Linked DNA regions of Homo sapiens: all the other regions are linked to region 1. The links are chromatin loops, found by intact Hi-C in ENCODE. Cell type or tissue: GM12878. All regions are shown on one strand. Links, peaks and the distances in the headings refer to the core of each region. The heading gives the core; the rest is flanking DNA. Region 1 has its middle 13 kb from the start of HMHB1. Region 2 overlaps ARHGAP26 (Rho GTPase activating protein 26). Region 3 overlaps LOC105378209 (a long non-coding RNA gene). Region 4 overlaps ARHGAP26 (Rho GTPase activating protein 26). Region 5 overlaps NR3C1 (nuclear receptor subfamily 3 group C member 1). Region 6 has its middle 38 kb from the start of MIR5197. Region 7 overlaps KCTD16 (potassium channel tetramerization domain containing 16).

Region 1 (4,745 bases), core at 383-4,382:
ATGTATCATTTCTTTGTGTTGGGAACATTCCAAATCTTTTCTAGCTATTTTTAAATATGCAGTAAATTATTGTTAGCTATAGTCACCCTTGAACACTAATACTTATTCTTTCTATCTAACTGTATTTTTTTAAAAAAGAGTATTTGGCCATCATCTAAGTAAACTAAATGCTTTTTACTCTAAAGAGATAACAAGATCCAGGAGATGAAACCCCAGGGTAATTAATAGAAATAGTAGATGACAAATCTAGTTAAATGTTATTATTCCCCACTCCTTCCCCTCTCAACTCACCTTCTCTTCATTTTTCGTATGCTATCAAGAAAGACATTCAAAGACATGAGAAAGGCATTCACTGACATAAGGGAAATGGTACATGGAGAGTAAATTGTGGTGTGCATTTGAGAAAGCAGGTTTGCTCCAAAGAGAGGCTGGCACACAGTGATGTTTGCTTAGTGAGCCAGACTCTAATTTTATTAGCTCATTCTCATCTTTGAAAGTGCTAAATGTCTGCAGTTTCCCCTGGGCAGGTGATTCAGCACCTTCCACATCAAGGGCCAGATAGGGTTGCAGTTTCACTCTGTGTGACCAGATTATTGTTGTTGAGTCAAAAGGAACCTGACATTGTGTATATATATCAACGTGGTTCTGCGTATTTCTTTACTGGGATGTTTATTTTTTCACATGCACACACTTTCCTACCCAACCCTCTTTCTGTGTTGGCATATGCTGTAGTGTTTCTGCAAGATATTGGTTCATTATTTCTGACTCTTGTGACATTCATTCTTATTACTTGCCCTTAAGGACCTGTTTCCAGTCATTGCTGGAGGTGGAACCAGGGAAGAATAACACACACGAAATGATTTCTGGTTTTAATTTTAATGGCAACTGCAGTCTCTTTCCCTATTCAATTATTTTTCTTGGAAACAATTCCTGAGTGCCTAGTTTCAGGGGAAACCTTCATCAAATAAACATAATATCAAGTTTGTATTAATGTGATGGGATGGCGTTTAGTACAATCAAATCTTGTTACTATGACTTACAGCAATGAATAAAGAAAGGAATTCAAATTCACGATTATAAGTTTCATGGAGGAAGGAATGTGATTTTGTGTAAATATATAAAGCTTTGTCTATGCATATATCAACATTCATACAGGACATGCTATAGAGAAAATGAAATCCCTTAAACATGCTCATTCACTCAGTCAACCAACATAAGGGAACGATCTGATCAAGATGGTTCTACGTGGCTGGGTATGGCAGGGGAGCAGCTACAGATGGGGCCAGGTTATGAAAAGTTAGCCAATGCCACAAGCTATAAAGTACTCCTCTTCCACTCCACTAAGCACTTTTTTGAGTATCTGTTATGTACCAGACACTGAGAAGACTCCAGCAATGGGAAGGCAAAGAGTCTGCCCTCCTGGAAGTTATATTCTAATGGAGAACATGCATTAAGCAAATAAACAAGATAATGACGGGTAGTGATTACTGTTATGAAGGAAATTCATAGAAACGCATAACAAGAGCTGCCATATTGGGGAAGGAGAATGTTGGGGGAAGGAGTTCTTTTAGATAGGGTGGTCATTGCCGGCCTCTCTAAGAGGAGACATCTATACTGAGATGAAAGAAGAGGAAAAGCCAGCCATGAGAAGTGTGCAGAGAAGACTATTCCATGCAGAGAGAACAGCAAGTGCAAAGGCAAAGGCTGGCCATGTCGGAGTGATGGAAGAGGGCTCAGGTTGGCTGGAATATGGAGAGCCAAGGGGGCATGGGTATACAATGAGATTGAAATCACATATGGATGTCTAGACAAGGGTGAAGTGTTGAGTTTTAAACAGGACTTGTATCAGCTCATCTTGGCTGCTGGGAGGAGAGAGGATTGTGAAGGAGCTGGGAGGAGAAAAGCAGAGAGAGCCCTTAGGAGACAACTGTAGTCATCCAAACAAAGAGATAGGGAATGGAGCTAGTTAGTAGCAGATGAGATGGAGCACAGCGAATAAGACACATGATATGGAAAACCGAAGAGCCTGCTTATTTATTGGCTGTAATAGATGAGGAAAAGAGAAGACATAAACATGGCTCCTGGGTCTATTATGGCCATTTAGATTACTCTCAGGTGAGGCAAAGCAGATGCCCTTCCAGAATAATTTGCATTTTACAGTGAGCCCTGTGACTTTTTCCTTACAGAAAGAAAGTGGTCTGCAAATGGTTATAATACAGAGATTAAGAGGCCAAAGTCGTCGTTTAACTGTGTGATCTTAGGCTCGACGCTGCCCCTCTCAGAGCCTCAGAACCACCTTGATTAACCTCCAAAATCCCTTGGAGGTAATGAGTTTTTCATTGGTGCAGAAATAGCCATTCCCTTGGTAGAAGTAGGATTGTACAACTGAGAAGCTGAACCAAACACAACAATTGGTGGAGTGCGTTCCTCCCTCATTACCCTGTAATCTCCAAAGAACCTCCTCATAGGTGCTCTTCATATAGTTTATCTTTGCACCTTAATGTCAGCACAGCAGCAAGTCCATGGCAGGGAAGGGGCAGCCCAAAATACATCCACCAGAGGGCAGCATAGAGCTGTGCTTGCACAGATCAGCCCCTGAGGTCATCAGCCCCTGCTGTGGGAGCGTGCAGATACCTGCTTCCAGAGAAGAGCAGAGTTGGGGTCTGGAATCACTGCTGCTGAAGCAAACCTTTTGGCCAGGGTACTGAGAAGAGCATGAGAATGTCGCTGCTACAAACAGTGACAAACCCTAAATCCAACTGCAGCTTACACAGTCCAAAAAACAGATAAAATAGTATTTTTATCTTTAGCTGTCTTACATGGAGGGCTATGTACCTGGCACTGACAGATGGGTATACGCATTATCTCACTTAAGCTTTACATCAACCCTATGTGCTGCATCCTGTTTTTTATTCCTAGTTTACAGATGAGGAAACAAGTTACTGAAGATCAGTGATGGGGCAGTTTTCTCTAACTCTATAAAAGTCTGTTTCACTATAAAACCTCCTCCTCCAGGCTGTATACATCTGCTTGTTATTTTTCTAGAGTTCTGCTGGCTGCTCTGTGGATAGAAAGGAAGTATTACATAAGGATTATATAGGATTTGGCTCTTGCCCTTGAAGTACGTACACTTTCAGAATGGAGAGAACAACTTAGGTATCATACAAACAACTGTATATAATCCAGAGCTTCACGGCTTGGTAAAACTATGTTTTCACTACTCCCCAGTCTCAAGTGTTTTTCCACTGGTACTACACAATTGCTATAAACAAAGTCTTTTTCGTGAGAAGTGGTGTGCTGTAGTCAAACATTCAATCATTCATTCATTTGCTCTCCAAATATTTAATGAATATTTCTTACTATGACAGACACTGGATATCACACAGAAACATACTTCATCCTTGCCCTTGAGGGGCTTATAATTTAGTTTGGTATGGTGAAAAATGGACAATGGCAAGTAAACCAGTACATGTGGGATTATAATTATACATGCCATTAAAAAGGTCCAGTGGTTAGCTATTATCCCTAGTGACCTCAGCTCTTGGACCAATGATTTCCTGCTCTTGATTCCCGTGATCTCCTTCTCTATTGCAGCCACCGGGCAACCCTGCCTCGAGCAGGTCTTCTCTTCTGTGACCTTGACCTTTCTGAATCGCCTCTGTGATTGCAATCTCATGGACACATGTCTCTCACACTCCTTTGGATTCCAGCCAGCCTTTCCTCCACCCTCAGTGTATAATCCCTCTTTCTGTATTCTCTTGTCTGCTCAGGACTCCATGGCAGGTCAATTCAGCCATACCCTTGTTCCTGCTCTAAAATCCCCTGACCTTCCATGATGCCCATCCTGACCAATCCTGAGTCTACCTAGCACTCTGCCCTCTCTTCCCCAGCACTGCCCTGACCTTCTTCCCACTCATCCTCTCTGACCAAACCTCAAAGCTCCTCTGCAGACCTTTCAGGAGAACTTTCTTTGCTTCCTGTTTTATTCTCCATGGTCCCCATGTCAGGCCTTTTCTACTCCCCTCAATCCCAAATATACTAAATGCACATTGTAGTAAATGTAAGAAAACATGTGAACATCCTCAGCTTCCTTTGTCTTTACCTCAGAATCTTCCTCCACCTGTGCCCATTTGTCTTTGGCTCTCCAAGCAGAATAGGGAGTTTCTTGCTCTTGCAGGCACTTCATGATAAGGCCCAATGGTACTTGAAAAGAATCTTATAGCGGCACTCCATTCATTCCTTCATGCACGCCTACCTTTCGTACTGCATTCCACAGCTGTGTATTGACCACCTACTATTTTCCAGCATTACAGTTAGCACAAGAGATACCCCATAGCAGCCTAGGATCAGGGAGGAGCAGGTCAGGTAGACTGGAACATTATGGGAGAAATGGAGTGTCCTGGTACAAGGTCAGGCAGGTGTTGGGGGGTGTGTGTGTAAGACCTGCTCTGCACAACACCAGAGGTCATATTAACATTCCAAACTTATTCTAAAAGAAAAGGAAACCAGAAGACTGACCTGATCTGATTTGCAGTTTCCAAAGGACCACTGTGGTTGCAGTGTGGGGAATAGATTAGAGAGGGCCTGAGTGGAAACAGAATGGAGGGAACGATGGAAAGCTGGTACAGTAACCTGGGTGAGAGGGTATGGCTTCCTGTGCACAAAATCTCCACTCTTGAACATTCCGGCAGCCCTTGGACTCTATGCATCTGTGATTCCTCGCAAGTGCCCCAAGGCTCTGGCCC
Region 2 (4,745 bases), core at 344-4,343, 820 kb after region 1:
GATTGGCCCAAGCCAAACTCAGCCGATGACACTCACTCATTTTTTATTACAACTATGGGAAATGAGGCCTTGTGTTGCTAGGAAAACAGGATGCATACCTGAAGCTTTTGAGGCCAACTTCGGCTACCACACAGGCAAAGCCTTGAGCAGAAAAGGTCAAACAAAGAAATGCAGGGCCATGAATGAAGGGACATGGGATTCTGATGGTATCATTTGAGCCCTTTTATCTTAACATATCAGAAGCTCATCCCTGCTCTTTCTATAGTATATCAATAACATACTTTTTATTTTTTAGTTGTGTTTCTGTTGCTCACAGACAAGGGTTGTGGTAATTTTTTTTTTAAGTGCATGACAGAAAAGCCTACTTGTGCTTTATAGGGAACTCTAGAGTGAAGGAGAAAAATGTGCAACAAAGTTGAACGAGAAACTGTGCTGTCATCCTTGAATTTCCCATTCCTTCTACCTCACATATCCAATCAGTTCCTAGTTGTATCACTTCTATTACTTTCATATGTCTTGAACCTATTCCTCATCCCCACTTCTTCTTCTATTGCCCAAGGTCAGATTGTTTTTGCCTTCTCACCTAGACCTTGACATTGGCTATATCCTGGTTCTTGTTGGCTCCACCCTCTGGCTCTGCTCACTTGCTCTGCAAGATGTGTTTCCCTAAACCACAGTGTTGGTTGGAGAAGAGAAGGCTTCAAAACATCACAATACCAGTCTTCAGATTCTCAAAGGGCAGTGATGTGACAAAGGGGAAATCTTATTGTGCTGAACAGAGATGAAGGTCAGGGTGGAGTCCCCAGGAAGGCAGATTTCAGCCGAACATAAATGACTGACAGGAGCTCTTCATGGTCCACTAAAGCAGGAGGCTGACCCAGCATCCTCTTACACACAGACCTAAGCCCCCTTCTGTCTAGAAGGCATCCCGGGCATTCCTGGGCTGATTAATTTCGCTGCATTTGGGGTTTAATCATTGTCAGCCTAACCCTTTCACTGGTATAGGCCCTGGACAGATTCCAAAACAGGGAGAAATGGATTTGGATGAAGTTGAGTCAAGTGGTGGATGGAGCATGCTGTGGCTTTGGAAACTTGGCATTAAGGTCTGTGTTAAAGCAAACTAAATATGGCCTGAGAAGGACTCCATGCTCCTATATCTGAGTCCTTGTGGACTAACTGTAACCTAACTTAATAGGTAGACAAGGTTGAAAACCTAACTTAGGAAAATTTACCTATAACAACAGCTGAGTCTTGGCCAATCCCAGCAGCCATACCTCAACCACTTATACACTGATGAGTGTTCAAACTATGTTCAAATAAGGCAAACACCAAGCTGTAACCAATCCAGTTGTTTTTGTACCTTACTTCTGATTTCCGTACGTCACTTTCCTTTTTTTTTTTTTTTTTTTTTGTCTATAAATTTGTTCTGACCACGAGGCATCCCTGGAGTCTCTCTGAATGTGTGGTGATTCTGGGGGCTGCCCAATTCGCAAATTGTTCATAGCTCAATTAAACTCCTTTAAATTTAATCTGGATGAAGTTTTTATTTTGTCACCTGGTTCTACCACTTTTGAACTATGCGCCCTTAGATAATCATTCAACATTTCCGAGTCTGCTTTCTCATTGCAAAGTAGAGCTAAGTAATAATACTTATGAGAGTATTAACAGAATTTAAAATAGTTATCACAGGGACTGGAGGTGCTCAAAAACGTTATTTCCCTTTTCCTTACTCCACAAATATTTCCTAACTTACTTGATGGCTGCAGACAACCTTAATCTCTCGTTTCTTTGATCTCTTACTGCTCCTACAGTCTATATTCTACAGAATTTAATACTTCCAAATAAAATTTTTCATTCTTATCATTTCCAATCTCCAATCAAGGTTAATTTTACATTTCTATGGGGCAGGGTTTAGGGGAAGTGATCTATGCGGCATCTAAATGTTTGCATATATTCAGTGTCCAAGAAATTATTCCTCATTAAAGGACAAGGGGCTTAAGGATGCGCATTCCTTCGTCTGGGTCTTTCTCTGCAGGTCAGAGGCAGGTCATGATGACCTTGATGAGCAAATTATCCTTATGGCAATGCTTTCACATTTTGAGTGTCACTGGCACTTACCGCAGTTCTCTGTGAGAAATTTCAAATTAAGCTGATATAGTTTCAAGAGAAAAGGTGAAACAGCTCCTCCTGGAGCATGTAGGTGGTAGGTCACACCCCAATAACCAGTGAAGGAGTAGGCCATTTATTTTAACTTGTTTTTGGTTCTGGTGAATTAGGCACAGGCTAACTGTTCTGGGATTATTAACACTGATTGTTGTGGGTGCTTCTCCTCCGCTACCCCGTGACTTTGATTTGTGTGTTACATAAACACTGTTGCCATAGTTATAATTCAGGAAGCTTTGTTGTTTGACCTTAAGAAAAATTCAACCTCAAATCAGGATAACACTGACTCTCTAGACCACAATAGACCATCAGAGGGTAGGATCTGCCAAATTTCTTCAAGCTTCTAGAAGGAACTACTGTATTTTGGGTAACAAGCAAGCAACAAGAGGAGGAAATGCTGCAATGTTATGCAATTTCCTTGCATTTCATATTCAGCAATCCTGAAAACCTTTATAAGCAACTTCCCTAGCTTTCAACCGAAGATTGGAGTCACAGCCAACATAAACAAAAACTGGATGCAAAAGAGGAAGAAAGAAATCTAAGTAATGTACAAGTCAGAAAAGTGTTTCAGGAAATTTTTAAAGGCAGCAGAAAGGGCAAAAGCTCATTTGCTATCAAGTGCATGACAGTTAAGTAGATGGCGTGCAAGCTGACATGTATGTAGGATGTGGCCAGGTCACAGTGTGAGGAGTCTTACGGCTCTAGCACTTCCTGGCTTCAGGCTGATGCAACATTAAAAAGTGGATGTGAACCCACTCATCTGTCAGCATGCCGTTTTCATGGTGAGAGGAGAGACCACCTCCCATCCTCCCAAAAGAAACTGAAATACTAAACAGAGAATGTCTTTATGTGCTCCCCTCCCCAACCCCCAACCCCCAACCCCCAACCCAGTGTTTTTGGAAATAGTTATACAGCTCTGTTAGCAGAAGAGAGAACCTTGCTCTTTTGTGCTTTAGAAAACTGCATATGAGAAATTCCTCGGGATGGTATGCAGCACACCAAAGTAGGAGCTCATAAGGCTCTTCTGCTGCCCAAGTGGGTCCCAGCCCAGGAGAAACAACGGGCAGAGAGTGAGTCACAGCACTATGCAGCTCCTTTCAACCTCCAGTCCCTTCTTCCAGGAGGTTCCGGGCAGTGGCATGCATAGCTGTCTTCATTGCAACTCGAGGCTGATGCAGTCAGACAAACTCAAAGCACGTTCATGATCGCCTTCATCCCCACAATGCCCCTTGGAGAGGCAGAAGGTGAATGTTATGTTATCCAACACAGACACAGGGAAAGGTGACTTCTTCCCTTGCCACAAACAGCTGTCAGTTCAGAGGACTGCATTTCTAGATCTATGACTCGAAGCTGAGTTTCCTACCCCAAATCCAAAAATAATCTTGATGCCAACTCGTATGCATGCAACAAGAGATTCTGAGAATATTCACTCTTTTATTCTGTTGCTTTGAGCTGGCAGTAAAGGGTATCCCCAGCACTGTGATCACATGGAGAATCTCAGTATTCTCCCACAACTCCCAAGGAGCAGAATGAGGTTTCTAAAATGGAACTGTAGATTCTAGAATTCTGCACTCTGTGTGGGTCCCCCACCTCCATCACAGGCAGAATCCACTCCACTTCCGACTCCAGGAATAGTGTGACTTAGGCCAGCCAGAACAGCACATTTACTCCCAATCCACATACCCTTATAAAAATTCTCAAACATACAGAAAAGATGAAAGAAGAGACAGTAAACATGCATATACCCATCACCTCCATTCTACAGTTGTTCATATTTTGCTATATTTGCCTTATCACATATCTAGCCATCTTTCTATCATCCATCAGTCCATCTTGCTTTTTAATAAATTTTAAGAGGAGTTGCAGATATCAGCACTTTTAAACATTTCAGAACACATATCATCTAAAGTTCAATATTTGTCCATTTTTAAATGTAAAATGTACATACAATAAAATACATAATTCTTAAGCATGCCAATCATGAATTGTGACAATTTCATATACCCATGTAAGCTAAACCTCTATCAAGATAGAAACATCAGCTCAGATAGTTCCCTCAGACCTCCTTCCATCTTACTCCCACCCCTCACACACCCCATGCACTGGCAACCACTGTTCTGTTTTGCACCCCCAATTAGTTTTGCTTATTCTAGATCACTATACAAACAGACTTACATCATATATATTCTTTTATAGCTACTCTGTTTCACTCAGCATAAATTTTTTTTTTTAAGTTCTGGGATACATGTGCAGAACATGCAGGTTTGTTACATAGGTATACATGTGCCATGTTAGTTTGCTGCACCTATCCACCCATCATCTAGATTTTAAGCCCTGCATGCATTAGGTATTTGTCCTAATGCTCTCCCTCCCCTTGCCTCCCATCCCCCAACAGGCCCTGGTGTGTGATGTTCCCCTCCCTGTGTCCATGTGTTCTCACTGTTCAACTCCCACTTATGAGTGAGAACATGTAGTATTTGGTTTTTTGTTCCTATGTTAGTCTGCTGAGAATGATGGCTTCCAGCTTTATCCATGTCCCTGCAAAGGACATGACCTCATTCTTTTTTATGGCTGCATAGTAT
Region 3 (4,745 bases), core at 395-4,394, 260 kb after region 1:
ACCCCCTCTCCCAATGTAAAGATGAGAAAACTGAGATTTAGAAGCTAAAGGTAACTTGCCTAAAATCACCAAGACCTAGACTCTGAGGTCCTAGTGCAGAGTCTGCGCTCTGAACCACTAAACCTCCAATTACTAATTCAGTTTTTCAGGTAGCTCTATACAAGAGAGTGGCTCTCCTGAGTAGTAGAAACCAATATTCTACCCATTGGAAAGTTTTGTGACCCCACTACCAATCAGTCAGTCAGCATTCTGATTTATAAATCTGTCGCCTGTTAATTTCTTTATAAGTTAGTTCCTGGTAGCCTGATAAACTCAGGGACAGCTGATTGAATGAAGCTTTATAAGCTGCAAAGGTGAGGCTTAGGTTCTGTCCTGAGCTTACACAACCAAGGAATTGCCTACCCAAGCAGGCCCGCTGGAGGCAGCTAGCCAGCCAGCCAGCCAGTTGTCTTCTTTCATACCACTGTAAATGATTCAATCACAGCTCACATAATACAGACAATTCAGAGAAAAATGTAGGATGATTATGTTGGAAGAAGCAGGAATCTAGGAGCTTTAAGGATATAGTAGAGGTGAATGCAGCCAGAAATTCTAAGTTAATGATGGCAAGTAGGTTTCATTTTATGTGACAAATCTAATCAATTGGTGGTAGTGAATGCCTAGGGCTCTACATTGAGAAGGATTCTGATGCCACTTCTGGGCTATACAGTAGAGAATGCCACGATTAATTGGCAGTGTCTGCCATGATCACAGGCAGGCATGGGGGCCCATATGTCATATATTTACCATATATGTGCTGGAGAATGTCATAATTAGCAGTGTCTGCCATGATCACAGGAGGATCATGTCATATATTTACTATCTCTTAAGTGTTAGAATCTCAGTTGATATTGATCATTATATTGAATGTAGCATCCAATTACATTTGAGTAGAAAATAATGTGTTTTCAAAAATATTTACCAATCATAAATTGTATGAAATCACTGCACTATGGGCTGATTCCTGCTGATGCACATGCAAACTTGTAATTACTTTCTCAGTACTTCTATCCTTTGAAACTAGTGTCCACCTCAGTATGGTAAAAAGAAAAAGAAAAAAATTATTTCAGTGTAGGAACTTTGGGAGTTTATCTCAAACCTAAATTTTTTTGTGAACAGAAGAAGGTGTTGCTTTGGGGACATGGATCTGTGTATCCAACATCACAAAATCGTAAGTTAAACTTTTTTTTTTTTTGAGACGAAGTTTTGCTGTGTCACCCAGGCTGAAGTACAATGCACGATCTCGGCTCACTGAAACCTCTGTCTCCTGAGTTCAAGCAATTCTCTTGCCTCAGCCTCCCAAGTAGCTGAGATTACAGGCGTGCACCACCACACCTGGCTAATTTTTGTACTTTTAGTAGAGACAGGGTTTCACCATGTTGGTCAGGCTGGTCTCAAACTCCTGACCTCAAGTGATCTACCTGCCTCAGCCTCCCAAAGTGCTAGGATTACAGGCATAAGCCACTTTGCCTGGCCCACAAGTTAAATATTTTAAAGGGGTAAAAAGCACAGTTTTTTTTTAATTAAAATCCCAAGAGGACCCCCACATATATGGTCACCAAATTTCTGACAATAGTGTTATTACTCTGCAATAGGGAAAGTAGATATTTATAACAAACAGTGTCAAGTCTATTGAATTCCCATATGAGAAAAAAAAAGAAGGAAAAAAGAGTACTGAACCCACCTCACACGATTTATAAAAATCAACTTCAGATATGAAAAGAAAAACAATAATCTTTCAAACGATAACATAGGAAAATACTTTCATCACTTCAGTATAAGCAATATTTTCTTAAATAAGACATTAAAAGTACCAACCACAAGAAAAAGATTGATGAATTGAACTATATTAAAATTTAAAACTTCTGCTCATCAAAAAATGTTATCAAGAGAATGAAAAGACAACCTGCAGTGTGGGAAAAGATATTTGCATACAAATATCTATATATTCTGTGTTTCCAGAACATATTTACATTTTAAATTCACCTAAATCAGTCAGATAATCCAATAAAAAAAATGGGCAAAAATATTTGAGCAGCTAGTTCACAAAAGAGGATATGAAACTGGCCAATATAAGAGCTCAACATCTTACTCATCAGAGAAATGCAAATGAAAAGTACAATGAGATAATGCAATGCACCCACCACACCAGAACTGCTAAATTTTTTAAAAGGAACTTGTAATCACAAGTGTTGATGAGAATGTATAGTGACTGGAACTCTCATATACTGCTGTGATGTAAATTGGTACAATGTTGAAACTGTTTGGCATTACCTACTAAAACTAATGCATATGGACATTATGATGTAGCCACTTTCACTCTTAAATATATAAATAACAGGAAGGTATATATACATGCACCAAAAAACATATGCAAGAATGTTCATAGCAGCATTATTTGTAATAGCAAAAGTCTGGGAACAGCACAAATATTCATCAACAATAAAACAGACAAATATATTATGGAATATTTATACAATGCAATATTATATACAGCAACAAGAAGAAATGTCTGCTCCACACAGCAACATGGATGAATCTCACAAGCATATGGTTGAGTAAGTATAATAAAAGAAGCCAGACACCAAAGAGTGCATACTATATCATCTGCATCATTCCATTTATAGAAACTCAAGACCAAAATTTATTGTAATAGAAGTCAAAAGAGCAGTTTTCTTTGGGTGAGATAGGAATTCATCTGGGTTGCTGAAAATGTTCTATCTCCTTATTTGGATGGTGGTTAGGACACTGATTTCATTTAAAGAATTGATCTGTCATGACAGAGGTCAGAAAAGTGGGAATAGTGTATGTGAATGGAGCATAAGTGGACTTCTGTGAGCTGCTGATGCTGCGCATCTTGATGTGGGTGTGGTTACATGGCACTCACTCTATACACGTTCTTCAAGCTACTCGCTTATGGCTTCTGCCGATTTCAGTGTGAATTTTTTATTTCTAAAAAGCTTTTACTTTTTTTTTAAAAAAAAAAGTACTGTGTACTGCATTTGAGGGAGAAATGGCACTAAATATCCTAAATAATATGGACTGATCATCTATCTTAACTGGAGATAACAAGAATAGAAAACATTTATTGAGTATGTAATACGCATCAAGCACTGTGCTAAGCACTTCACATGGAAGCTGTCATTTAATGCCCCTGTTTCCCATGAAGACTGGTCCTACTACGATCCACATTTTACAGATAAAGGATCTGAGGCTTTGCTAGCTCAAGGGACTTGCCTGAACTCAAACAGCTAGTAAGTAGAAGAGCTGGGACTCCAGCCCTGGTAGTCTGTCAAATACAAAAATGGACTTCAAATAATGTTTCTTATAAAAGGAAAAAAAGAAAAAGATGGGCATGTGCGTCCCTGCTTTCTGGCTGTATATGTGCTTAGAAAGCTGCCCACTGTCTGCCTGCCCAGTGGGTTCACCCTCAGCTGCTCAGGCCCAACAGAAACATACTATGAATTGGCTTTTCCTTCACATGTCGTCAGCCTCTGGGACTGAGGAGAGGCGGGTTTGTTTGCTTTGGATCTCAGGGAAATACTATGGCCAGCACTCACTGGATTTCCTGTAACTGGAAAAGAGTGATGTAATGATATTCGACGAGGGTGGAAGACAGGCCTCACCATGAGCCATGTGTGAAACCACCCTGTGTTATGCCAGGCCTCAGACAGGCTCTCAGCCCATTCTACCATGCATTAACAGGACACACACCCCTTCACACCCCCTCTTCAAGGCCCCTTGAGACTCCTCTCTTCTAAGAACTCCATGATGGAAAATACTAACATTTGGTTCATTCCAGAGTGCTGCCTTTCACCAAGAGCTTAGAGTTGCTTATCAACTAGATACATTTCCCTGGTCTGAGTTGGGAGGTAAGATGGGGCACTTTGCCTGGAGAAGTTCTGAAGAGATTTTTCGGAAACCTCATGATGAGTGACTGACTTCTGTTATTTCTTCAAGTCTATAAATAAACCCAAGTAAACCCAGCAGGTAATGAGGTTCTGGGACTCAGAGAAGAGTTCTAGCATTTGCTGATCAGGATCTTCTTCCTAAGCACGTGGAGAAGTAGGAGGGAGACTCAGGAACGGAGCCTTCCGCTCCCCGCAGAAAGGTAAGCATGGTGTTTGAGCAGTAGGAGGAGATCTGACAACAAAGGAAACCAGGAGCTCCACTGTCAGTTACAGTCCCGCTGAACAATTCAGTTCCCTTCGTCCCCCTGCAATCCAGAGTAATTCTGTGGGTTTCTATTCTTCCCACCAAGAAGTCCTCAAGTGCCTAATGGAAGTCTTACAAATATTCCTAGAAAAATCACCAAGATCCACAGATTCTCCTCAGCCAGAAATTTTCCATTGGGCTCCTCTGCATTTACACTACATTGATCCATTCTCATCATTTATCCACTCGTCCATGTTTTATCAGTTCATTTATGGGTTCACACTGTCATTCATTGAACAAATGTTTCTTGTGTACCGACTATTTATTTGGGGAAATCAGCTGTGAAGTAGAGACATTCTTCTTCTCTTTCCTAAGTCACATAGTTAAGTGTTCCTTATTCAACTTTTACATATAATTATACATCTAGATAGCATTTATTGAGTGCCTAGTGGACACTGTTCAAACCATTTTATATGTATTACCCATCCTCACAATACTCCAGGAATATTTCTATTTTATAGGTGAAGAAACTGAGGCAGAGAAGCTAAAAG
Region 4 (4,745 bases), core at 432-4,431, 620 kb after region 1:
TGCTAAAACAGATAAAAGACTATACTGACAGGCAAATGGAGCCTGTTATGACACTGACATTGAAGGTGAAAGGAGAATCCAGTTCACATTAGCCAGGGTCTCAGAGACCAGGTTTTGAGGCAGTATTTCTGCCTCTTGAGGACAGGGCAGAGCAGGTGGGTAAAAAGCAAAGAGACCAGGGAAGGGGGACTAAAAGTAAGGGAAACAGCATCTGAGGAAAGGCTCCTCTGACTGGATTTTCACAAACATTATTTATTAACCTCACTAAACAAGGATAATGGGACAAAACAGGGGCAAGCTGGAAAACCAGCAGGGGTATTTGGCAGCCAGAAATAAAAGGGAGTGGTCCAGGTGCCCAAGATTATCATTCAAAAGGAGTAACATTCCATTGATATTAGGTTTGTGAAATTGAATAATGAAGTGGCAATAACATAGTACGTTAAAAAATAACAAACTAGGCACTGTGGCACATGCCTGTAATCCTAGCACTTTGGGAGGTGGGAGGATTGCTTGAGCCCAGGAATTTAAGACCAGACTGTAGAGACCTCCATCTCTACAAAAAAATAAAAAAAATTAGCCAGGCATGATGGGACACGTGTGGAGTCCAGGTTACTTGGGAGGCTGAGGCAGGAGGATTGCTTGAGCCCAGGAGGTGGGAGCCGCAGTGAGCTGAGATTGCACCACTGCACTCTAGTCAAGTGAGACCCTGGCTCAAAAAAAAAAAAAAAGTAAGTAGGTAAATAAATAAATAAGCAAGCCAAGAAAGGGCCTTGTTTTTTTCTCAAGTTGATAGGCAACTGACAGTCTATGGGAGGGCTTTTCCCTTGAGATCTCCCTCTACTGCTTTAGGATAGGCACAAAAATGGGAGAAATGACAGAAGAGGTGCTTTTAAAGGGGGCCATTCCTGTTGCCCAAGGAATAGGAATGGGTAGGGTTGCCAGATAAAATACAGGACACCTAGTTAGATTTGGATGGCAGAATAAACAATAAATATTTCTTTAGTATACGTTATGTCCCAAATATTGCATGGGACATACATATATGAAAAAATTTTTGTTGTTTATCTACCATCCAAATTTAACTGGGTCTGCTGTATTTTTATTTTATTTGCTAAATCTGGCAACCCTACCCAAAAAGTCTTATCTTCTTAAAAGCTTGTCAGCCCAACAAGTCAAGTGTCCCATAACTCCTTCTGAAAGGTCTTAAGCAGTTTGCTTTAGGTAGGGTTCCTACCAAAACAGACAAATCCTGTTGGCAGAGAGATTGTATTTGTAGGCTTTGGCTCTGATAAAAAAATAAAATAAAAAATCTCCACCAGGCATCATTGGTTCTTTGGCTTCCTATTCTCCACAGTATATCTCAAAACTGGATACAGAGGGCCTGGGGTAGTTTTCGGCTGCTCCTGTCAACAGTGCCCTTCAGACCTCAGCTGGGCCTTTAAGGGCATGAACAAGTTGGGATCCTCCTGCTAGTTCCCTTTTAATTTTCACCTCTGAGCATGGCACAAGGCCTGGAAAGCACTCACAGGAGTTTCCCTCAAATGCCCTTGCAAACCTTGCAAAATGATGACCCATTCGCCATCATATGGCACTACAGGGAGGTGGGACCAGCTAGACTGGCAGGTGGAAAGGGGTTGATCATTTAGGCATAATTTCCAGGGACCCCTGGGCAAATGCAAGTTACGGGTTTGGGGCTATCGGCTTTTTTGGGGGAGGGGTGAGCAAGTGAAAGAAAAGGGAAATACGGAGGGAATGTGTCTCCAGCACCCTTTCTCTACTGTGCTGCAAAAGGCATCTTCATTCCTGACTTTGAACAAACAAGGTCTATAAATGGTTTGAAGAGGGGACAGTGATATGGTTTGGCTCTGTGTCCCCACCTGAATCTCATCTTGTAGCTCCCATCATTCCCGTGTTGTGGGAGAGACTCGGTGGGAGATGATTGAATCACTGGGGACGGTCTTTCCTGTACTGTTCTCATAATACTGAATGGGTCTCACGAGATCTGATGATTTTAAAAAACGGGAGTTTCCCTGCACAAACTCTCTTTTTGCCTGCCGCCATCCATGAAAGACGTGACTTCCTCCTCCTTGCCTTCTGCCAGGATTGTGAGGCCTCCCCAGCCACGTGGAACTGCAAGTCCGTTAAACGTCTTTTTCTTCCCAGTCTCGGGTATGTTTTTATCAGCAGCATGAAAACAGACTAATTCAGACAGTAAGCAATTTCCAGAGGAGACATCATTCAGAAGTTCATGGGACCACTGATTAGATCTAATTCAATATTTACTTATAAAGGCTTTGCTCAGGGAAGGAAATCTGAAGCTTCATGCTCTGGAAGTGGATTTGAGGGAGGCCCCAGTGGACCTGAATAATGGGTGTATACCACCACCTCTTTGCTATACACTACAGTGTACAGGTTTCGGCCCTCTCTGTTCCTCTGATGGGCTAGCTCCTCAGCAGTGTTGCTGTCTGTGCTCATCTGGGCACACACATTTAGTCCAACTCTGCCTTGACTATTTTTTTTTTTTTTGAGATGGAGTCTAGCTCTGTCACCCAGACTGGAATGCAATGGCACGATCTTGGCTCACTGCAAACTTTGCCTCCCAGGTTCAAGCAATCCTCCTGCCTTAGCCTCCTGAGTAGCTGGGATTACAGGCGCCCACCACCATGCCTGGCTAATTTTTGTATTTTTAGTAGAGATGGGGTTTTGTCACGTTGTCCAGGCTGGTCTTGAACTCCTCACCTCGGGTGATCTCCCCACCTTGGCCTCCCAAAGTGCTGGGATTACAGCTGTGAACCACTGTGCCCGGCCTGCCTTGACTATTTCAAGAGGGCAGCTTCCTAAAGGGTGTCCAAATAGTGCTATTCTAACAATGGCCAGGGGAGGAGGTACTGAGTAACTGTGACCCCAGACACACAAGATGGCAACAGAATGGCAGATTCTATTGCCATTGCCCTCTGTCAATCTGGAAATACTTTGGGAGGTAGGAAGAAGTAGGAAGGAAAAACAGTCTGGAAATATTTGGGGAGATGAAAACGAGTGAAGAGGTAGAGATACTTGACAAGAAACAGGGCCCCAAATCTCAGAGTCACAAAAAAGTGAGTACCATCAAGGCAGAGAGGACATTTTAGGATTTTAGCTGAGTGATTTCACTCTCTTGAGTCTCTTAACCCATTTTGTCCAAAGGGCCAATATTTTGAAGATTTTTACTCCATTTTGATAAAAATGAAGGAATTACATTTTCCTAAAGCCCAAGTTTCTCTAATGAGTAAGTGAGGCATTTTGGAAGCTGACTTGTCTGTGGTCACTTAGTTTCCTCTGGTTCAGGTCCTCATGATCTAATGAGAATAATCTATGCTATTTCTGGTATCTTAGAAAGTTGATGTCTCCCAAAGTGCCCAGAAGATGTCCAAGAAATGATTAGGAAATCACTAGAATGTCAGGAAGACATGATCTGAAAATTTCCCTTATTTATAGAGTGAGAAAAAAAAGAATTACTGAAAATCTCCTTCCCATCATCCAGGACAAAGCCAGGTAGAAAGCTGTATAAAACCTAAAAGAGCAAGTCAGGCTCTGGGCTGGGAGCTGCACGGAAACTCAAAGTTGGGGTTACCCACGTGTTTGGAGGAAAGAGTGCTGAGCTGAGGGGGAGAAGTCCTGAATTCTGGATTGGCTCTCATTTAGTCATAGCATTGTGTCCAAGTCACCTCCCTGTGTTTTAGTTTTCTTTTTCCACAGTAGGGTTCAGGCCATTTCTCTTCTCATTCTCACACGAGGATAGAATGAAATGATAGATGTGTAAGTGCCTAGTGGGGAATAAAGTAATATATGTATCTGTATATATATAAATAGCATGGGGTTTTCTTTTCTTCTAAAAGTGAAACTCGGCTTCATAAATTATTTAAGCCTCTCTGCTGGATCCACCCTTTGGAGAAAAAGACAGAAGGGAAAATACTCCCAAAGCCCAAAACGCTTCTGATGCTTATAACTGGGCTCTACAATTTGGTTGTCTGAAAGCTGAGACTAAGCTTGAGAGAGAAGCACGTTTAGGAGCTCCACAGCATAGGAATTCTGCAGGATCCCTATTCGTTCTTTTCCCGGTTGTAAAGAGCTCTTTTTTTTTCCCAAAGAGCACAAGAGCAAAAAACTTAAGTGCGGAAGTCACAAAAGCAGGGAAAACTACAGCATGGCCCTGAGAAGAGGAACTAGGTCAAGCTGCTCTCCCTCAGAGAGAGGTAGTGCCTGTTCCCAGGACAGCTCAGGCTTCATGACACACAGAGACAGAAGCAGGCTGGGAGCATGGATGGTTTCGGGAGTATATGGGGGACAACGAGGCATAAGCCGTGAGCAATTTAAGAGAAATCGCTTCGTCTCTCAAGCTTTTATTCTATGTTCGACGTCTCTCCCCCAGTGGATCTGGTCTAAGTGACTGGGTGTCAGTGCTTAGGGCCAGGGGCCCAACCCCACAAATAAATATTGCCTGACGCTGCCTGATAAACATGAGAAAAGAAAAGGTTGGCACATGTCCCAACACTGTTTCCTCTTATGTTATCTTACACCAAAGTGCAGAGAGCACATGAAATTGAGAGAGCCATCAAAACCAGAGTCTGGTTCAGGAGGTGCTCCTTCCCCTAACTCTAGGCACCAGAGAGGTTAATTCAGAAACTTGAGTCAGGGTTGAAAAGGGTGTGAAAAATGCCATGCTGATTCATGCAAATGGTCCCTTTTAGCTCTGGTCTCTTAGGATG
Region 5 (4,000 bases), core at 1-4,000, 430 kb after region 1:
GTCTATTGTTTCCAAACAACAGCCCTGATATAGCTAAAATTAGTTGCTTTCTCTTCTCTATATGTTACATGACTGTAGCCAAACATTTGCTATGACCAGTGACCCTGAGTGATCAGCAAATAATCAACACATTGAGACCACAACTTGAATACTGACCTTCTGACTTTACGAAGAAAAATATTAAATGCCACTAATAACTTGAATTCCTTTTAAATTAAAAAAAGTTATAAATTGCAATTTGACTTTTTAAAATGCCACCTAAAATTGTTTTTATCAGAATACTTAAAAAAAAATCCTCACTTTATTCTCTGGGGGTGGGAAGAGGCAATTCCTTCCTTCCACCACAACATTGAATTATCACATAAAATTGTAAAATTATGAATATTATGATTGAGCTTAGTAAAGCATTTTCTAAGTTCATTTATAGTAAAACAAGAGAAACCTTATTCTCAAAATCTATTCTTTAAGTAAAACAAACTAGTCATTCTAACTTAATATGCTTTTAAAAATACTGAAGTTCAGTACATTTAGCATAAACTTATTGACGAAGGCACATTTCTGCATTATTTGATTTTCAGCCTTGTTTCATTTAAGCATTAATGACAGAGGTAGAGAACAGAAATGGTTTTAGGTGGTATTAGAGCTTTTATTGGGATTATGTTGAAATTTTAGTGTTAAAAAATTGTTCGTATCCTGAAGGGAGGGATTATTGGAGAGAATGAATGATGTAGGATGAACTTGTAAATTCAGTTTTCGGCAGAGTCTAAAATTAAGTGATGATTGGCACTTAATGAAGCTACTAAAATTTATGTAGATTTTAATGTCTCATTAGTAATCGCATCTGTATCTGGTTTTATAAAAGTAATGAAATTGAAGACCTGTACAAATACAGAATGAATGAAGCAAATTCTGCTAACATCATGTTGAATGTTTTCTCAGAAAAAGAGGAAATACGAAGAGAAGAGATTTGTTTTGACTGTGATTTACCCTCACCCCCATGGATACTTTCTTTACTTCCTACCTTTTTTCTTTTTCTTTTCCTTCTAAAGATTCTGGCAATGGGTGTTTCAGTGTTTTTTAAGCTTAATATTTCTGGTACTCATTTATGTAAAGTGATTTCTGAATGTTAAAGGAGATTTCTTTTTAAATATATTTTCACTTATTTTTAGCTTTATGATGAGAATCTTATTTTTTAAATCTGTAACTTGTTATGGCTACATGATTAGTAAAAAAAGTTTTTAAAACACACTGTGTATTCAGGTGTGTCATTTTAGTGTGAAATGACTAATGCAGAAATATGTGACTAGCATGTGGTCAGATTTTATTGAAATTACTTACGATGTTTCTATGGCTAGTCCCCTTGTATTTTTATAATTGGTAACATAATTCATATGTTATTTTGGTCTTGTCTATTTGTGTTACATGTATTTTAGTCTGACCACTTTTGCTACTTATTTAATGTTTATACATTTTATGAAAGACTTATTCTGAAATATACCTTGCATAAATGTAGGTTAAATGCAAATTGTATTAATAGTGAAATGGATATGTGGGTAGAGATCACTTTAGGGGCCTTTTGAGATTTAGTGAAGGAAAGATTGGATCAAAAGGGTTTACTTTAATGTGACTGCCTAATGTGAAAGTCGGAACATCTGCATTAATTGGTTAGTTACATAAATCTTAGTCTACTCTGGCCTGCAGGTGACTGAAACAGCCCAGGAAATCTTAATTTACATTAAGCTTAGACAAGGTCTGAGGCTTAGGCTTAGTTCTTAAAGCACATTCTTTTTTACTTTAATGATTATTCCTAATTTTAATGAGCAGTGGGTTCTCATTGTGTACTAGTACTTAGGTGGGCAAATTAAATAAGCAAAATAGGTTTGTGCTGAATAGCATTTACCCTTCTGAGGACATCCTGGTAATATTTTCATCAAGAGTAATTGTGTAATGCAATATTTACAGGTATTTGCCAGATTAATGGGCACTTGTTTTCATATTTCTGAGTCATGGAAAATATACATTGATGATTCCTGTTGCATAAAGAGTTTTCAAGAAAATTTTGTTGAATTAAGCTATAACTACAAAAAAAAATCCATTACATATTGACCTTTAGAAAGGATTTTTAAAAGCCCATGCTGTCCTTATTTCTGCAGCTTCAGAGAGCCGACTGCTCTTATTTTCTTCTGGCATATTCTATTAATACTTGGGTTTTGTATTTTTCAAGTAAATAAAATATTCCTATTGAGAATTTCAATTTTAAAAAAGAAAAGGTCTACTAAGTGTTCCTTTCCCTGTTGAATTATGTGTGATCATTTCTATGCTAAACTAGATTAGGGTGTGACTTGTGATGGTGATTTTTGTTCATTTTACATATTAAGAAAGAAATAGAATTTTATTGCAGTTCAAAATTATTTGTAGACAGTGGTTTTAACCCCCAGACACCTAATTGTGACAGGTTGCTTTCCTTAGTGCTCAATACTGTTGTAAATGTCTCTAAATACAGAATTTCCAGTGGAGTTCATGAATTAATTGGGGGTGGAGGGTGAAGAGGGAGGAGCAACAGAGATGTGGGATGCTATAGATAAGTTTAGGAATATCCAGATCAGTTCTGAAAACTAACAGTTTGGATCAACTGTCATGAATTAGAGGTTTAAGAAAAGAAAAATTTAGGACTATAGGTACAAGGGAATGCATCAATCAGAATTACAATTTAATTTCTTTTATTTCAGGTAGAAATCTAAAACTGACCATGGCTATATAATACTAATTTTTGAGTTATGTTGTTTCTTACTATGCTTTATTATCAAAAAAGGATAAAATGCACATTTTACTTGAAGATTATTTTAGCTAAGATTAAGTTCATATTTTTCTCATTTTTATTTAAGCTGCTGTTTAATAAATGAAAATCTAATGACTTGAATGTAGTCGACCTAATGTCTTAATGTTGATATAATCATTTCATATATCATAGTGCCCTTTTACAGCCATTGTCAACTGACTGGAGAGCAACCCTTTTCTTTGGTAATATATTTCTATGGGTTATGTATTTTTCTGCTGGAATATTGAGAAAATTAATTTTTCATAATATGCAGAATAAATTATGGGGTTCTGCAAGTGCTAGACAGTCACTTAAACCATTTATATTGCAATACATTCCTTAAATTCAGTATTTTGAATGAAAGTGTGTTATCCCCGAATTTTATCACTTGTCCAATTTAAATATTAATTACATCCCAATAGAGCTGCATGCTTAAACATGCTTTTTCAGAGTAACCCAAGTATTAATTTCGAGTGCTTTTAAATATTTTTTCTTTTTAGCAAGTTTCAACAACATTAATCCTGTCTATAATGCAGCAAGTTCAGTGAAAGTACCTGTTGTTTTATAATTTTTTTTTCATTCTCACTGTAGGGCACCAAAAATATATATAAGGGGAAAAAAGTTTTAATGATATGATTAGTTGTAAATGTTTACGCATTATCTTACCTTGAATTTTTATTTTTGTAACTAATAATTTGAGAGTTCAATAAGTATGCAGTGTTTAAGACATAGTTTGTTGCAAAAAGTGTTAACTTACTATTTCTTTTTACAATAAAATTAGCCTTTATTCTAGTTGATTTCATAACTGTCCATAATATTTAGCTGTGGCTATTATGAAAGTATATTTGATAGCCAAATTTTGAAAGCTATTATGAAATGATACAATTCACTACATGATTTATTATTTCATGCTGGTTGGGGCAGTGCTGTGACTTATGACCTTATGATTGTCACATGCTGAACACTAAAGCTCTACCAGTTTGTTATGGACACTGTTTTACTTTATGTTATCGTTTTAATGTTTTCTTTTATAATTATTGAGGATAAGAGCTTCCTTAATTTTAAGACTATTTAAATTGCAGATTTTGCTTTTTTATTTTTTTAACCATCCCTTCCAAAGAATTTGATTTAGATATTCAGTAGTAGAAACAGAAGAAAAATACTCAACTAAAAGTCCAAAGA
Region 6 (4,745 bases), core at 331-4,330, 180 kb after region 1:
TGCTATTCTAAGTCAATTAGTGAAATAGAATAGCAATAAAAAGAACAATTAAAGAACCATTGTTCTAATACCTTATTGTATTTCACCTGAAGGGCCCCCAGCAAGGACTAATAAAGAGAGCAAATTCAAATGGGATTTGCCAACGTATTGGTCAGAAATGCATTCAGCTCCATTAACAACAAACGGACAGTAGTGTAAACACATAAGGAAGTGTTTGTCTCACATAAGAAGCCTATAGAGAAGCAGTTTGGGGTCAGAAAGATGCCTTCAAGAATCCAGATTTTTCTCTTATTGGTCTTCTATCCTTGTCTTGTGCTTTTGGCTTCTGATGGCATCAGAGAAGTACCTCTAACATGGCATATTTCAGGCAAAAGAAGAAAAGAGGAGATAAAGTACTAGCACATTTCTGCTTACAGCTCATTGGCAGAACAATCACGTGGCCATATCTGGCTGTCAGGAAGCCTAGAAAATCAGGTTTTAAACTTTCAAAACCTCTGAAAGAGAGGAGGAGGTTGGATCAACTAATCTAGGGTATATTATTGCAAATAGCATAATGAATAGCAGATGCCTGGATTGATATGTCCTAATGCATTTCAGCAAACATTGTCAAGGGCCTACTCTTGTTAAAGGTTCACATGATACAACGTGATAAAGACAAAAATAACACCAAGTGTATAAGCAAAGCCTTTTGTCTTGCTGGAGGGGTGAGGGAAGGCTTTATAGACTAGGTCAGTGCTCCTCAAGCATTCATGTGCATTCAAAACACCTTGAGATTTTGGTAAAACGCAGATGCTGATTCCATAGATGTGGGGTGAGGCCTGAGATTCCGCATTTATAACAGGCTCCACGGAGATGCTGGTACCACAAGTCTGTGGAGCACGCTATGAAGAGAAAGTGTTTAGGTAACATGTAAACAGAGCTGAAGGCATGGGTAGCAATTCACCAAGTAAAACAAAGGAGGAGTATACCCGAGGCTGGGGGAACAGCAAGCACAAACATACATGCATCCTCTTCTACGCAGTCCTTTGCCACACTCTCTGTAGAGTATCTTCTTTTACATATGTGAAGGTATTCACACGCATATGTGAATGGATGTTTGGATAGATACAATAAGTAGATATTATATATTTTATCAATTGTGCTATATGCTCATGGCTACTGAGTGGCCAAGCAAATTCTCAACCAATGAGGACCCTACCACACTCTTCTAATACAATTTGTTGGTTTTTGTCTTCTGTAACTTTTCCTTCTGCTATTTATGTTGTGTTTTAGGGAACAGGTTTCACTTATAATGTTTGGGGGAAAACTTCCAGTATTAGTGCTGGAGCTGTTTAAGGAAAGAGGAAGAGAACCACTTTGGATCTTAAAAAGCAAGGTTTACCACAGAGTCACTTCAAGAAAGTGGTTAAGGACACAAACAATAAAGAGCATTCCTTAAATGTTATAAAGCCTGTCATAAGCATGACTGGAGCTTGGGGTGACTGACTAACAATTGTGTGACCTGTGGCCTGGAAAAAACTGTGGCCAGAGGGATGTTGTGATTTCAGAGGATTTGACAAAATTCAAAGAGCCATTGCTAATGCCTGATGCTAGAAATAGCTCTTTGGGGAGATTATGCTGACATGACCCCACATGTGGTTAGTTCAGGTAGCATTTCCATTTCCAGGAGCTAATCCCCCATACTAAGTGAGCAATGCCTTTTTGGGCACATTGAGAGACCAGCAAGTAGCCTGATGTTCTAGAGCACAAGACAAGAAGAGAGGGGTGGTAGCAGATGAGTCTGGAAAGTCAGGTTGGTTTAGCTATGCTGAGGCCCCCCTGCCCTCAGCCCATGGGCAGTTCAGAACTACCCAAGTTCATAAATGAGGGAATAACATGGTCACACTCAGGCTTTAGATAACTTTGTTGGCAATGCAATGGATAGATGCAGGAAAAGTGTAATGGCTAAACTGAAGTTAGGCCAGGTAGAAGGAGAGATGATGAGAGCCTGAATTAAAGCAGTGGCAATAGGAAGGGAGACAAAGAGCAAGATTCAACAGTTATGTCAAAGGTAGGCTCAGTTGGGTAAAGGAATTTGTAAGATGTGTGCTTGAAAAAAAAAAAAAGAGAATTGAAGATGACTCTAAGACCAAGGTAGCAACTTGGATGAGCGTAGTATATTTTTTTCATTTACATTTGAAAGCCTTCAGTTGTTCATAGGCCCTCCACACCCATTTGCCTTATTCTTGGCCATTTCATGTATCTGTGACACCTGCCAGAGTCTGAAAGCTTTTGAGATTGAGCCCAAGAGTTCTGGCTGAGCCAACAGGTTGAATAATAATGCTTCCAACTGTGAGAATGAATACAGAAGATCACGTCTGCAGGAGGAAGATAATTCAGAGCTTCACCAATAGAGAGGAGAGTGATTTGGCACTCATGGGTTGAGGACTAGCCTGGACCTTGATTCACTTTTTCTGTGACCTTAAGCCAGTTCTTTTAGCTTTCCAGTAGCTATAAAGCAGAAGAAAACATCCACCGCCCTGTGAATAACTCCCCAAAGCCACTAGGCTCATAATATTGATCCTGGCCCAGTACACACTAATCAGTGTCATCTCTCCTCTTTATAGGCAACTTTATGAGCCCTCATTTCCCTGTGCACTCAGCTCTCTAGACTCAGAAACTATCTGCTGAAGCACTCCCAGTGCTTCCCCAGAGCCGTGTTGCCTGTGAAATCAAAACCGAGAGGGGAAGAAAAACCAGTCCGGGGGTATCAAGTTTCTCTGGGACCCACCATTCAATTCTCAGTATGCAAGAATTTTTAGAAACAGTCCAGTGTTTATTTTCATGGTTGCACTAAAGACCTCTGGAAATACCATAGATAACCACAGCACCAATAACTATTTAATTTATTACATTTGCACATGCTGATGGAAAGAAACAGATCTTGGCATAAAGACAACAACAAACAAATGTAAATTACAAATCAGACAGTCAAATTGGAAATTGAAGAAGACTCAAAATCTACCTTCGGTTTTTCCATTCCCATGTAGTATTATTAGATCCTTTTATGTTTTATTTCTGCTAATCTGATGTCTCTCTTCAATAAATGAGTTTTTCTTTTTTCTTCTTATGCATTCATTTTTCTTTTTTTTGAATAAGGCACTGGGGCTAGTCCTAGGGAATACAAAGATCAAATAAGGCCCTGCCTCTAGTTAAGTCATGTTTTAATATTGTGTCTTGTGCAAAGTTCAAGTCAAAACAAATTTTAGAAGACGAATTTAACCTATTAAATGTTGCAAAAACCTCATTTAAGCTTATGCTTTTTAGTGAGGAATTGGGAATAAACTAAGCTGAAAGTAGAAAAAAATCAAGTTCTATACCGTGTACCTTCATGATTATGCCATTTGGTCCCCAATTATCTCCCATATCCGTTTGTTTCCTCAAGCTGAAGCATCTTCATTAGGTCAAATGCATAAGTATAAATAACTAAACTGAAAGCCCACAGGTGACTTTTTCTTCCAAGTGGCACAGCTACAGTTTCCCTCCACCTGCTAATGAGTAGTCCCAGTAGGTTTTGCTCAACCCATGGACTTCTATTTGAAATCAGAAGAGTGAGGCCAGGAACAGTGGCCCACAACTGTAATTCCAGCACTTTGGGAGGCTGAGATGGGGAGATCACCTGAGGTCAGGAGTTCAAGACCAGCCTGACCAACATGGCGAAACCCTGCCTCTACTAAAAATACAAAAATTAGCCAGGTGTGGTGGCAGACGCCTATAATCCCAGCTACTTGGGAGGTTGAGGCAAGAGAATCACTTGAACCCAGGAGGTGGAGGTTGCAGTGACCGGAGATCGTGCCACTGCACTCCAGCCTGGGCAACAGAGCAAGACTCTGTCTCAAAAATAATACATAAATAAATAAATAAATAGTGAAACTAGTTCGTTTTCAGTTTCCCAAGACCTTAAACCTGGTCCACGTTACTATCTACTCTCACTTAGACCAACATCTAAACCATCTAATTAGTGTCTTACTTTCCTCTTGTTCCCTGCGTCCTATTCTCTACACTATAAACAAAGTAGTCTTTTGAAAGCACCATCTAATTTCATTAACTCAGTGCCTACAACGTATTGTGGCTCTTGGGGTAAATACCAGAATCCTTAACATGATGTTATACCCAGCAAGATCTACCTACTCCAACATCTCCATGTTTGGCTTATATTGTGCTTCTCTTTCCCCTATTATTTGTTCTCATAGCACCATATAGCTCTCTTTGAAACCCTTTGCAAGGTATAATTTTAGTTAATTACTTGATGACCCTCATTTGATAATAAACAGCAGGAGAGCAAAGACCATGTCTATTTTGGCTCATAATTATATTCCTGGTAGCTAGCTTAAAGACTTGCATACAAAAGGCTTTAACTATGTTTTCATTGCATGAATGAAGAAATACATAAATAAATGGTCAATTGTTTTCTCAACCACTAGGTACTGTTTTTAGTAGTCAGAAAACATATTTAAGGGATGAAAACTATGTCCATTTCTTACAATTCTACAATAAATACTACCTTCTAAATGTCATGGCCTTGGTGGGAAGTTATCAAGGGAGTCAGTAAAAGGATACATATTTCTACCTTTCCAGAAGAAAGAAGGGAGAGGAAAAACATAGTTATGATCCATTATCTCTGAAATTCTCTTCAATTGTCTAAATGTCCCAGTTGTTGAATGAATCTTTAACTCCCTAGAAAAGTACTGTGTGTTCACCGGGGC
Region 7 (4,745 bases), core at 430-4,429, 360 kb before region 1:
GCTCTCTGCTATCTGGCCTCACCTTCTTTAGAGTTCCATACAAATGGGCTGATAAGGAAAGGGAAAAAAATGGTTACAGAGACATTCAAAAGTTCTGAGATAAATCATTTCAAAAATAGTGATATTCATAGAAAGTGGTGCTGGTTTTTGATATGTGAAGGACCAGCATTCACAGCTCTTCAACTGCTCTTAAAATCTGAAAGGTTCTGTCATAAATGAAAAAGCCACAGTGCCTCAACCAGTGGCTTGCTTTAACTTCCAAGGGAAGAAATAGGAAAGCTCTAGGAACTAGAAGAAATCATGTAACCCCTTAGAACACAAATAAATAGATGAATTAATTGATTTTGTTACAATCCTTCGCTTTATTCGTTCCCTGGTCTAAAATCTCCCATTATAATGCAATTAAGTGAAACCTCATGACAAAATGTAATGATTAAGCAAACTATAAAAAGGCAGAACTTGATAGAATGAAATCGTGTATCACATTGAACATATGATTTCCTTTCTCTTCTGCCTTAAGTAAGCATTTCTTAGAAATCAAAAATTCATGTCAAGATCATCAAAGCCGACTTGAGACGTCATCAGGATTAACAATCTAGAGTAACAGAAGGGGGCAGTGTTATCACAGTCTCTTGCATCAACCTGAAACCTTGAAGAAGAGAAACTGAAAGTCACCCTGAGTAACACTGTTCACTTACCCAGCATCCTCAACTGAGTCCCAATTTCAATTACTAATTTCTTTCCACTTGTGAAGTCTTAAGCTCCCAAAGTCAGCAATGAGATGCCCCCTTTGGTCCACCAACTTGACATACCCTGCCAAGCCCTATAAGAAACTGATCCCTTCTCACTGTAGCCTCAAGAAATGCAAGCCTGTCTCTACATTTACCTTCATTATTAATTATTCTGCCTTTTACAGCATGAATGGTGAAAGAAATTCACTTGTATTGACCATATAAGAAAAATACTTTATATTTAACATGTTATCAGAAAAGGCCTAAAGTTTATTTGTACTGCTGAAAAAAAAAAAAATGGAAATACGCAGCTCCATGCAGAAGCACTGCCGCAAACACTCACTGTTAGCCTGAGATGCATAGAAAAACAGGGAACTGTCTCGGCTGTTGAGATAATTTAGCAGACAAGTCTAGAGAGAGATAAGTGGAGGCAAAAGCTGGTAAACACCCCCAAAGAGGAGGTGAGATTTCTTAAAGAAATCTGAGGAAGGATAACTCAGCCAGCTGTCTTCAGGGCTTAGGGAGGGAGGATGAGAGGAATGAGAGGAAATATCATGACTAGACAGAGTTGCTATTGCACTTTGAAGGACAGGTGGAACCTAGAAAACAGAAGCTAAAGGTTCTATGTAGAAGGGAAAAGTGGTTGAAAAAATATGTGTGTAAGTGTGTCAGGGGGTATATGGAGGGGAGCAGCAGTTGGGAAAAGAACAGTCAATTATCCAGTTTGGCTGGAGCAAAAGGCACCAGTGAAAGAACAGTGGAGGAGTTTGAACTTAATTCTGTAAACACTAAGTAGTCATTGTGAGTTTTTGAGCAGAAATGACAGAAACAAGTTTCTCAACGACCACCACTTCTACAGAGTAACTCAGAACTCATCTACCCTCTCCCCAGCATCCCTTTGCTCACTTATCAGGGAGGACTTCCACCAATGATTCCCATTCAATGTCCCCACTGACAGGTGTGGCTTTGACATTAAAGCAATAAGAATTTCCGTTTTTACAACAGTATTAAAAAATATTTTCCCTCTATCCCCCAGCCATGAAAGAAAGGGAAATAAAGATAAAAGCTGCTCTATTACCCATTTGGCAAAGTGAAGAATGGTGTACATTGAATGTCGCACATTAACGACAATCAGTGAGGCTCACCTTCAGCAGAGAATGAGAATGTTTTATGTGTGTTGTGGTGTGTGTGTGTCTGTGAGTGCCCATTCACTCATTCATTCAGTAAATGTTTGTTTAGTATGTTCCACATGCTAGGCATTGCCATAGGCAATGGGGATTCCACAATGAACACAAAAGAGCTGAAGCTCCTGCCTTCATAGAGCTCACATTCTAGACAATAAATGAATAAGCATATAGAATGTCAGATGATAATAAATATAGTGGAGAAAAATAAAATAGAATATTAATTACTATGTTACTGGGGAGGGGTATTAATAGCAAAGGGACAGAGGGGACAAGGAAAGAGGTAGGGGAAAAGTGTGTTCTTTAGTAGTTTAAGCTAAAAAAGGCTTTTTCCAGTCAGGTGAACTATAGTAAAGAAAGGAATTTTCATTCAACAATCAATCGTAATATTAATAGATATAATAATAGATACCAATTACTGAATCACTACTACATGACTGTCACTATGCTGAGCATTATTTCATTTATTCTTCACAATAAGCTTTGTTAGTGTGACACTTATAGGCACAAAGGAAAGTGAGGCATCGTAAGAAAGAGAGAGAACGGAAGGAGAGAGAAGCCAAGGTTCAGATAAGTCAAGTAGCTAGCCCAAGTGATCTTACGCAAATGTACAGAACGTGGATTTGAGTGCAGACACTCTGACTCCAAAGCCTGCACTCTTAACCCAGACACTGGGTTGAGGTACAGAGATAAATAAGTCATGGACTCTGCCTTGGAATTGCTCATAGTCTAGTAAGAGAGACAGACTCGTAAACAAATAAATCCAGTGCAGTGATAGGAGCTATAATAGAGGTATAATAGCGTTAAGGAGACACAGAGGAAAGAGTGACTAAGTGCCTGGCTGCGGGTGGGGTGAAGGGTTATCAAAATGCAGACATATTCATTTGTGCTTATGTAATTCATTGCTCTCGCTGGGTCTGGTTACTCACAACGAATCTGCAGTTCCCTCCAAAACCTTTTCCGGTGGATTTCCCCAGTCTGTCTTCACAGGTTGTGGGTTGTCAGCCTCATCCTGAATGCAATAAGTAGTTCTGACACAGAGGCCACATAAACTCTTTAAAGCCACTGTGGAGAAGGAAGGGAAATAACAATATAGCAGTCTACCTTAACTACCTTCATAAAAGGCTAAGGAATATGGCAACCATGTGAATTAAAATGAGATGACCAATATAAGGGAAAAGAGGAAAAATGCTGGCAAACCACCTGAAAAAACTAAAGGGCATGTGTATTGTGATACAAGGTGGCTGACAACAGTTACTCAGAAAGGAAAATTATATTCCGTGAAGGTCCTTATTACCTAGCACGATTTGCTTTAAGCCTCCATTCTTAACCTAGGTCTGCAAACGGGATTCACAAAATTCATGAATTCCCTGAAATTGTATGCAAAACTCTATGTACCTGCTCTACATTTTCTTTTTCTTTTTTCTTTTTTTTTTTTTTTGAGATGGAGTCTCACTCTGTCACCCCGGCTGAAGTGCAGTGGCGCAATCTAGGCTCACTGCAAGCTCCGCCTCCCAGGTTCACGCCATTCTCCTGCCTCAGCCTCCCGAGCAGCTGGGACTACAGGCGCCCGCCACCACACCCGGCTAATTTTGTTACTGTATTTTTAGTAGAGTCGGGGTTTCACCATGTTAGCCAGGATGGTCTCAATCTCCTGACCTCGTGATCCGCCCGCCTCGGCCTCCCAAAGTCCTGGGATTACAGGCGTGACCTGCTCTGCATTTTCTAGAGATCCCAAGAGTTCATCCAAATTTCAAAACAGTACATGTTCTCCAAGTAGGTTAAGAGCTGTGCGTTAAATACTTTCAGAACTGCTACTCCAGTAGATTTAAGTATAAAGAGCCTGGCATATCTTAGAGGGTCCAAAATGTCTAAGTGCATCCTTTGATATCATTGTTATTTATTGCCTTTATCAATGTGTTTGCAAATTACTGGTGCTACTTAGACACCCTACACATGAATATAAGGCCTTACCATGACAACAGGGCTTGCTTTTGATTATGTTGTGTATAGTTGATCTTTTATCTCTCTTTTGGAACTTCTTTGTAGAAAGATTCACTTTTCAAAGAAGCTGTTCACTCAGTATTGATTCTCAACTTTTTGTGGCAGGGGAGGGGAGGTGAGTATTTGATTAGGAATATTACAATGCCCCATTTGGTGTTTTCAAGCTGACCTCTCACCTGACTCTTTTCCACTCCAAACCCCTATTTCATAACTCAAGTTATTTATCTGTTGATACATTTCTCTTCATGTATATTTGGATCACCTTAGGCACAACAGCTTAAATTTTATTTTGGTTAGATGCCTCTTTATTACATTTGATTTATAGTCATTGAAAAAGTTTTGAGGATAGTGGAGAATCTTCCACCTTTTTACTGATGCTGCTCAATGACAAATTTGCCAGAGGTTGAAATGTCCTACCTACTAACCATCAGCCTAGCCACTTTTGGTTAAGCACCCTTTGTGGGTTAAAGAAAAGAGTTAGGATGAGAAAGCTTACCACCAGATGTATCATTCTAAACTCCATCAGGAAATGCATTCTTAAAACTAACTTTGACTATTTTCTCATGTACTTTCTCTTGACAGACATAAGAAAACAGATCTAGGATGAGAATGCGGCCTTAATGATTCCCTACTGCTAAATAACAGTAAATCTGGAAGAGGTACAAAGCTAATATCTATTAGCTTTTTGTAAGTACCAAAGGACAATACACATAGAAGGATCACATTAACAGAAAAATCCAGATGAAATGTAAGATATGGACAATTAATTACCAACCAAAACATTTGCCTAGACTCAACCCCATCAAAGAAGCCTTGCTGTTGTGAT

The links. Hi-C counts contacts between places; a loop is a spot of excess contacts. Peaks named below come from ENCODE experiments on the same cell type or tissue, not always from the same donor. Only the 100,000 strongest peaks of a DNase experiment are listed, where the experiment ranks them.
Region 2: it touches region 1 in a loop (5-fold over the local background); 61 of 110 quality-filtered maps call a loop at or near these places.
Region 3: it touches region 1 in a loop (5-fold over the local background); 3 of 110 quality-filtered maps call a loop at or near these places.
Region 4: it touches region 1 in a loop (3-fold over the local background); 17 of 110 quality-filtered maps call a loop at or near these places.
Region 5: a loop joins it to region 1, with 5 times the contacts of the local background. A loop is called at or near these places in 75 of 110 quality-filtered maps.
Region 6: a loop joins it to region 1, with 4 times the contacts of the local background. A loop is called at or near these places in 14 of 110 quality-filtered maps.
Region 7: a loop joins it to region 1, with 5 times the contacts of the local background. A loop is called at or near these places in 16 of 110 quality-filtered maps.

The regions. Positions count from the first base shown.
Region 1 is chr5:143,823,122-143,827,866 of GRCh38, reverse strand. No RefSeq gene overlaps it. Among named protein-coding and RNA genes, the nearest start is that of HMHB1, 13 kb to the right of the region's middle. RefSeq lists a silencer at 2,487-2,626. In GM12878, for the core only: a CTCF peak has its summit at 2,562 (motif pointing right); DNase peaks (open chromatin) are centred at 566 and 2,566.
Region 2 is chr5:143,000,684-143,005,428 of GRCh38, reverse strand. The region is part of intron 11 of ARHGAP26 (Rho GTPase activating protein 26); the gene reads right to left. Among named protein-coding and RNA genes, the nearest start is that of ARHGAP26-AS1, 130 kb to the right of the region's middle. RefSeq lists an enhancer at 2,982-3,051. In GM12878, for the core only: a CTCF peak has its summit at 2,193; DNase peaks (open chromatin) are centred at 733, 2,268 and 2,818; H3K27ac peaks cover 3,760 bases.
Region 3 is chr5:143,562,001-143,566,745 of GRCh38, reverse strand. The region is part of intron 1 of LOC105378209 (a long non-coding RNA gene); the gene reads right to left. Among named protein-coding and RNA genes, the nearest start is that of MIR5197, 120 kb to the left of the region's middle. In GM12878, for the core only: no CTCF peak of the experiment used is centred there; a DNase peak (open chromatin) is centred at 2,175.
Region 4 is chr5:143,207,562-143,212,306 of GRCh38, reverse strand. The region is part of intron 21 of ARHGAP26 (Rho GTPase activating protein 26); the gene reads right to left. Among named protein-coding and RNA genes, the nearest start is that of ARHGAP26-IT1, 17 kb to the right of the region's middle. RefSeq lists an enhancer at 4,572-4,745. In GM12878, for the core only: a CTCF peak has its summit at 2,875; no DNase peak of the experiment used is centred there; H3K4me3 peaks cover 546 bases; H3K27ac peaks cover 3,344 bases.
Region 5 is chr5:143,393,465-143,397,464 of GRCh38, reverse strand. The region is part of intron 2 of NR3C1 (nuclear receptor subfamily 3 group C member 1); the gene reads left to right. Among named protein-coding and RNA genes, the nearest start is that of NR3C1, 8.2 kb to the left of the region's middle. In GM12878, for the core only: no CTCF peak of the experiment used is centred there; no DNase peak of the experiment used is centred there; H3K4me3 peaks cover 3,802 bases; H3K27ac peaks cover 2,280 bases.
Region 6 is chr5:143,639,715-143,644,459 of GRCh38, reverse strand. No RefSeq gene overlaps it. Among named protein-coding and RNA genes, the nearest start is that of MIR5197, 38 kb to the left of the region's middle. In GM12878, for the core only: no CTCF peak of the experiment used is centred there; a DNase peak (open chromatin) is centred at 2,699.
Region 7 is chr5:144,188,107-144,192,851 of GRCh38, reverse strand. The region is part of intron 2 of KCTD16 (potassium channel tetramerization domain containing 16); the gene reads right to left. Among named protein-coding and RNA genes, the nearest start is that of KCTD16, 20 kb to the right of the region's middle. In GM12878, for the core only: a CTCF peak has its summit at 608 (motif pointing right); DNase peaks (open chromatin) are centred at 651 and 2,891; H3K4me3 peaks cover 251 bases; H3K27ac peaks cover 2,762 bases.